2 separate regions of the Homo sapiens genome follow, and region 1 is linked to region 2. The links are chromatin loops, found by intact Hi-C in ENCODE. Cell type or tissue: A673. All regions are shown on one strand. Links, peaks and the distances in the headings refer to the core of each region. The heading gives the core; the rest is flanking DNA. Region 1 overlaps LHFPL3-AS2 (LHFPL3 antisense RNA 2). Region 2 has its middle 24 kb from the start of ORC5.

Region 1 (2,915 bases), core at 164-2,663, 690 kb before region 2:
TATCATAATACTGTTATGAACATTGGCATATATTTATCTGTTTGAGTTCAATTCCTTTATACCCAGAAATGCAACTGCTGGATCATATGGTGATTCTAGCATCCAGAGTCCTGATCTTGGTCTTTACTGTGTCTAAGGATCTATTTTCCGGTGGAATGAGACCCGGAGCTTCCCTGCTATCTCAGCATCCCACGGGGCTATGCAAATTAGGCTCACTGTGCTCTGGTTGTGTTTTATTGAACATTTACTTTGTGCTAGCCTCTGTGCTAAGTATAGTGTCTCTTAAATTACTCTATGAGTAGGTTTGATTATTATCCATATTTTGCAGATTAGAAAACTGAGGCATGGAGATGTTACATAACTGACCTAAGGGCACACAGATTGCAGGTGCTGAGCTAGGATTTGGACCCAGAGAGCATCATGCTAGTTCCCATGCATTTAACCTTTATGCAATTCTGCCTTTCCAAACAGATTGGCCATTAAATTCAACATCCAGGATTGTATTTGTTTATCTAGGAGAAATGAACTGCTTTAATTATGGTAAAAATCAAAGATGTAAATAAAAAAGCTAATGTAAGAAGCCCACTAGTCTCTGTGGTTTAATAGGATACTAGTGGGACATCTCTTTCATATATATATGTATATATATATGTGTGTGTGTGTGTGTGTGTGTGTGTGTATATATATATATATTTGTTGTTTGTTTATTTTTGAGACAGGTTCTCACTCTGTCATCCAAGCTAGAGTGCAGTGGGGTAAAACACGGCTCACTGCAGCCTCGATCTCTTGGCTCAAGCTATCCTCCTGCCTCAGCCTCCTGTTTATCTGGGACCACAGGTGCGCACTATGCCTGGTTAATTTTTTAATTTTTATTTTGTAGAGATGAGGTCTCACTATATTGCCCAGCTGGTCTTGAACTCCTGGCTCAAGCAATCCTCCCACCTTGGCCTCCCAAAGTGCTGGGATTACAAGCGTGAGCCACCATGCTTGGGCTCTCTTTAATATTTATGATAAAAAATTTTTTCTTAGTCTGTAAGGTATATGAGGGAACTTTGTTGTGTATAGGAGGTAGTCTTCTCTCTATATTTGCAAATGTAAATGCTCTATTTAAGATGTGGCACTCGCTGGGCACGGTGGCTCACGCCTGTAATCCCAGCACTTTGGGAAGCTGAGGCGGGCAGACCACGAGCTCAGGAGTTTGAGACAAGCCTGGCCAACATAGTGAAACCCTGTCTCGACTAAAAATTTAAAAATTTAGCCTGGCATGGTGGCGGACGCCTGTAATCCCAGCTACTCGGGAGGCTGAGGTAGGAGAATCGCTTGAACCCAGGAGGTGGAGGTTGCAGTGAGCCGAGATCGCGCCACTGAACTCCAGCCTGGCAACAGAGCGAGACTCCATCTCAAAAAAAAAAAAAAAAAAAAAAAAGAAAAGAAAAAATAGATGTGGCACTACATTGCCCTTAAGGATAACCCTGTGGATCTATATAAATTTAGCATGTTGAAACTGTCAATGAAATGTATCACTAGATGGCAGTACAAACCAAGTTTTAAAAACAACTGATTTTTAAATCTGCAAGATAAGTTAACCTGTAGGAAAGCAGCTGCATCGTTTTTGACATGATCAGGGCAACTGTATTTAATTCAGAATTGATTTTAATCACCTAGAAGAGAATTCACAATCTTTGTTAAGGCAGAAGGCCTGACAAGTGTAAAGGCTTTTACAAGGAAAGCTGCTCCTAAAATGTAAAAAATTATTGCTTTGGAGGAAGCCAAAGTTTCAAGTAAATGTTTTGACTTGAGAAACTTTGCATCAGCAAGATAGCGTCACATCTACACACTTACTTTTTGAATTCTTTCAGTTTTCCAGCCTGGTTTGGCTAAGAATCAACCTTTACTCCATAATTACAAATGTAACAGCCAATTTTGTCCTCAGGTGAAGTTCCATTCAGTTAATGCCAGAGAAAAATCCAGTGCTTAAATAATGTGGGAAGTTAGGATTGACACACAGTTTGGTTTGACATCTGAGGCCCTGAACTTATTGACTTGTGGTGGGATAACGAAACAGATCTCACCTGTCAGAAGAGGAGTCCCAACTTTTTCTTTGAGAGAGGAGTAGCCGGTAGTACGGGGTGAGGTAAACGCATTTACTTACCTTGGTTCACGAGGGTTTGGCTCTCATCTGATGAATTTTAATGTTCTAACTTGTTTCCTGACTAGGTGAGAGAATTAATGTTTCATTTCAGAGGAAGCTATACACTTACACCTGGATGCCAAATTCTCTCAAAAGGGAAAACTGATTTAGAAATGGATTTTTCTTTTTTTTTTTCCTCCAGCTGACTTATATAAGTTATTAGTCTTCTAGAAGGATCACAAGGAACCAGCATCAAAGAAATGGAATCCAGCTAATTCCCCCAAGAAACTGAAGTTTTCGGGACATGACTTGTGAAAGGCAAACATAAGCTGACATCTTTTCACACTGAACAGCAAGAGCCAAAGTGTATCCGAAAAGCCATTGTCAAAACAAGGAGTGAGAACAGCTGGGGTCAAGACCTAATGAAGGGCATCACTCAGCCTCTTTGAGCCTCGGATTCCTCATTTGTAAAGTGGGCATAATAATACCTCACAGGGTAGTTATGAGGGCAAATGAGATAATGGACACGAAGGCACCTGTACACTCCACGGTGCTATCAGAATATTGACTATTAGTGCTTTCATCACGCGGCTCCATCCAAACCCCTGCTTTCCCTCACTCCAGTAAGTGGTTGCCCTCCACCCACCCCCCATCTTCTAATAATGTAGACTGGAAACCCAAGCATCATCTTTGTCCTCCTTTTCATTCCCTGACCCCAGTTGGTCTTCATCCACAGTCTCTTTTTTTTTTTTTCTTTTTTGAGACAGAGTCTCACTCTGTCACA
Region 2 (2,915 bases), core at 103-2,602:
GAAAAAGCAAGATAAAGAGTGATCTTTTTGTTTAAAAAAAAAAGGTTATGCTTGTGTGTATGGGTGCACATATGCATGTAAACAAAATATTTCATCTGGGAAGTATAAAGTATAGAAATAAGGAGAGATTTCCACTTTCTACTTTATATACTTCTAGAGTTTTCAGATTTACATTCTCTTTTTCCCTTATGAAGTTTATGTAAGATTTTATTTATATAAAGCAATATATGTTTTTAAAAAGTGTACTGATGTCTACAGTTGATACTGTATCTTAACCTATTCCCCTATGGGAGAGTCTCTGGAATGCTTAGACTCCTATCAGCTCCCTGCCATCTGCATGTCATTTGTGTCCCATGTTTTACTTCTGTCCCTTTTCAAATCCTTCAAATTAGACATTATCACTATTATTATCATCATTTTTGTAATGTTTTAGATTTATCTGTAAACCACTTTCATCACCATTGCTTCTTGGATTTTAGACCTTCCCTTTCATATCATTTTCCTTCTTCTTGAAGTTAACTTTTACGTGTTCCTTATGTGTAAATTTGTTGGTGACAAACTAAGTTTCTATTTATCAAATTAAATAATTTATTTATTTTGTTCTCATTCTTGGAGGAAGGTTTTCTGCATACAAAATTTGAGTTAGATATGTTCTCTCAGCACTTTGTAGCTATTCTCCCCCTCCTGATCTTCATTGTTGAGGTCAGAAGTCTACTTGCTATTTGTGGTTCCCTGTTAGGTATCTGACTTTCCTCTTACTCTGTCTGTATGATCTTCTGTTTGTTTTTGGTATTCTGCAGTGTGGTGAGATGGATTAAAGTAAATTCTGCAGTATCACATGGCATGGGTGAGGAACAGGCAGTGCTGGGCAACATTCACAGTGAGCAAGAATCTGTGGGTCCCAGTTCTTCCTCTACCCTGTCGAGAGCTATGCCACTGTGGGACACGCGGCCAAGTTGAGGCGAAGAGGCACCCCTCTCCTCTCATGTCTTTTTTTTTTAATTGAGAGAGCATAAGAATAATCTTTTCAGTGGGCCAACTATAGATTACTTGGTGATAGGGAAATGCTCATTTTGATGTTGACTTAATTTAGATGTTAGCTGTTTACAGGAATTTTCTGGGAAACCCAGCTGCCTAGCACTTTAGAAGTCTTGGGGCCAGTAAGAAGTTGCAGCCGTTCCTGTTGCGGGTGGAAGGTAGCTCCTGCCCAAACTAGTTCATTGTCCAGGCAAAAGAGAGTCCTGGAATCTCTATCAGTTACTTTCATTGCGGTACCATCATTCCATCCTCTAACCTCAGCTCTCCTCACATACCTGACACGGGAGGAGAGAGAGTGAGCAGTTATTTGCTTCCCCTTGCACCCCAGGTCCTTTATTTTGGGGTTCGGATATGTCTAATTCACCAGTTGGGGTTTGTTAAATCCCTGAGGGGCAAGGCACATTCTGGGTCCTTTCCTTGTGATGTGAGCAGCTCTCGGGAGCCAGTTGTTATTTTGACTCCAAGGGTGACATCTAGAGGCAGAGCCGAGTAGCTGCAGCGCTACCTTCAGTATCTGAATCTTCCTCTCAGCAATCAGCTGAGGTCCTTTCCCGGGTGACCAGGACTACGGCCAGGGGACAGGGGTCGCGGGCAGAGACTTCTCCCACAATTTCGATCCTTCATTCCCATTTCAGACGGCATTCCGGTCAGACTTGGCCCTCCACTCTGGAAGCCATCAGCAGGGAGTCGTGATGAACTGTCAAGATTTAGCAAAAGACCAAAAACTAAGTCCGGTAAGAAGTGTGCTCCCTGCTTTGAGCATCAGCGACCCCCCTGGAGCGGGAAAGGAGGGCGGATGAAGCAGACGACCAAGCCCCACACGTGTCCTCCAGTCCAAACAGACACGACCAGGGTAGGAATCCTCTGGCTCTCTGCTAGCGCTGGTTTGCAGGGCGGCACCAGGGTTGGGTGGATGGGGCCAGCGTGAGGCCTGGCCGGGTCACACTCACCTTCTAGGACTGGGAGGCTGTGGATTTGGAGGGCAAGGACAATTTCCTTGATCTCTAAGGAGAATCGAATTTCGCCATCCCCAGGACCTTCTTGCCCATTGTCTTCCTCATGGCTTTCTTCCCTCCTCACTGACTTTCCAAGAGGTCCCCCAGTCCCCCAAAAAAACTGCTCCAGCTTTTTTCTTTCCCGTTTACCCAGCCCCAGAAGCTTTCGTGCATCCAGTCAGGGTTTTTCTATCAGTCCTCTGCTTTTTTCTTTCTCTATCCCACAGCTGCAGCTGCCTACGAACACCCAAGGAAATGGGCCCAGAGCCAGACCTCATCACTGTCCTTGACAACCCCTCCACTCAATTGAGGGATTTTCCTAATTTGGCATGCTGTCTCCAGATGGTGCAGCCTCTGGCTCAGGGAAAGCTCACGTCAATACTGTTCAAGAATGGGGAGGGCATGCCTGCCCCCTCCTCTTTGGTCAGTCCAGCAATTTTTCCAGCAATAGTAGGCCCTGCAATTGTTTGATCTTAATCTATGGAGTTCCCATCCATAGATGCTTCTCTCTAGAGGATGTCCATTTTTTTTCTGCCCAGAATCAGGTGACACTACTGACCACCTACCCCTTTTCCAGTCTCCCTGGTTTAATCTAGAAGTTTCAGAATCAGCTTACTGAAAGGCAGTTTGGTAAATACATTAAAAGTCTTCAAACTCTATAGACATTTTGTCCTAGTAATTCCAATTCTAGGATGTTAACCCAAGAAAATAATTGAACACATCAAGATCTATATACAAACATATTCAGAGAAATTTTTATAAAAGGAAAAATTGAGAATAACTTTAAGGTTTAGTTGGTGGTTGGATAAATAAATCACGGTGCACCTATGCAAATGAATTCTATGTAACAGCTATGTTGTAGCCATTTTAAATTACACTGGA

What was found. Peaks named below come from ENCODE experiments on the same cell type or tissue, not always from the same donor. Only the 100,000 strongest peaks of a DNase experiment are listed, where the experiment ranks them.
Region 1: a loop joins it to region 2, with 2.9 times the contacts of the local background. A loop is called at or near these places in 57 of 110 quality-filtered maps.

Annotation. Positions count from the first base shown.
Region 1 is chr7:104,917,399-104,920,313 of GRCh38, reverse strand. The region is part of intron 2 of LHFPL3-AS2 (LHFPL3 antisense RNA 2); the gene reads left to right. Among named protein-coding and RNA genes, the nearest start is that of LHFPL3-AS2, 7.8 kb to the left of the region's middle. In A673, for the core only: a CTCF peak has its summit at 1,509 (motif pointing right); a DNase peak (open chromatin) is centred at 1,533.
Region 2 is chr7:104,230,207-104,233,121 of GRCh38, reverse strand. No RefSeq gene overlaps it. Among named protein-coding and RNA genes, the nearest start is that of ORC5, 24 kb to the right of the region's middle. In A673, for the core only: a CTCF peak has its summit at 1,530 (motif pointing left); a DNase peak (open chromatin) is centred at 1,491; H3K27me3 peaks cover 961 bases.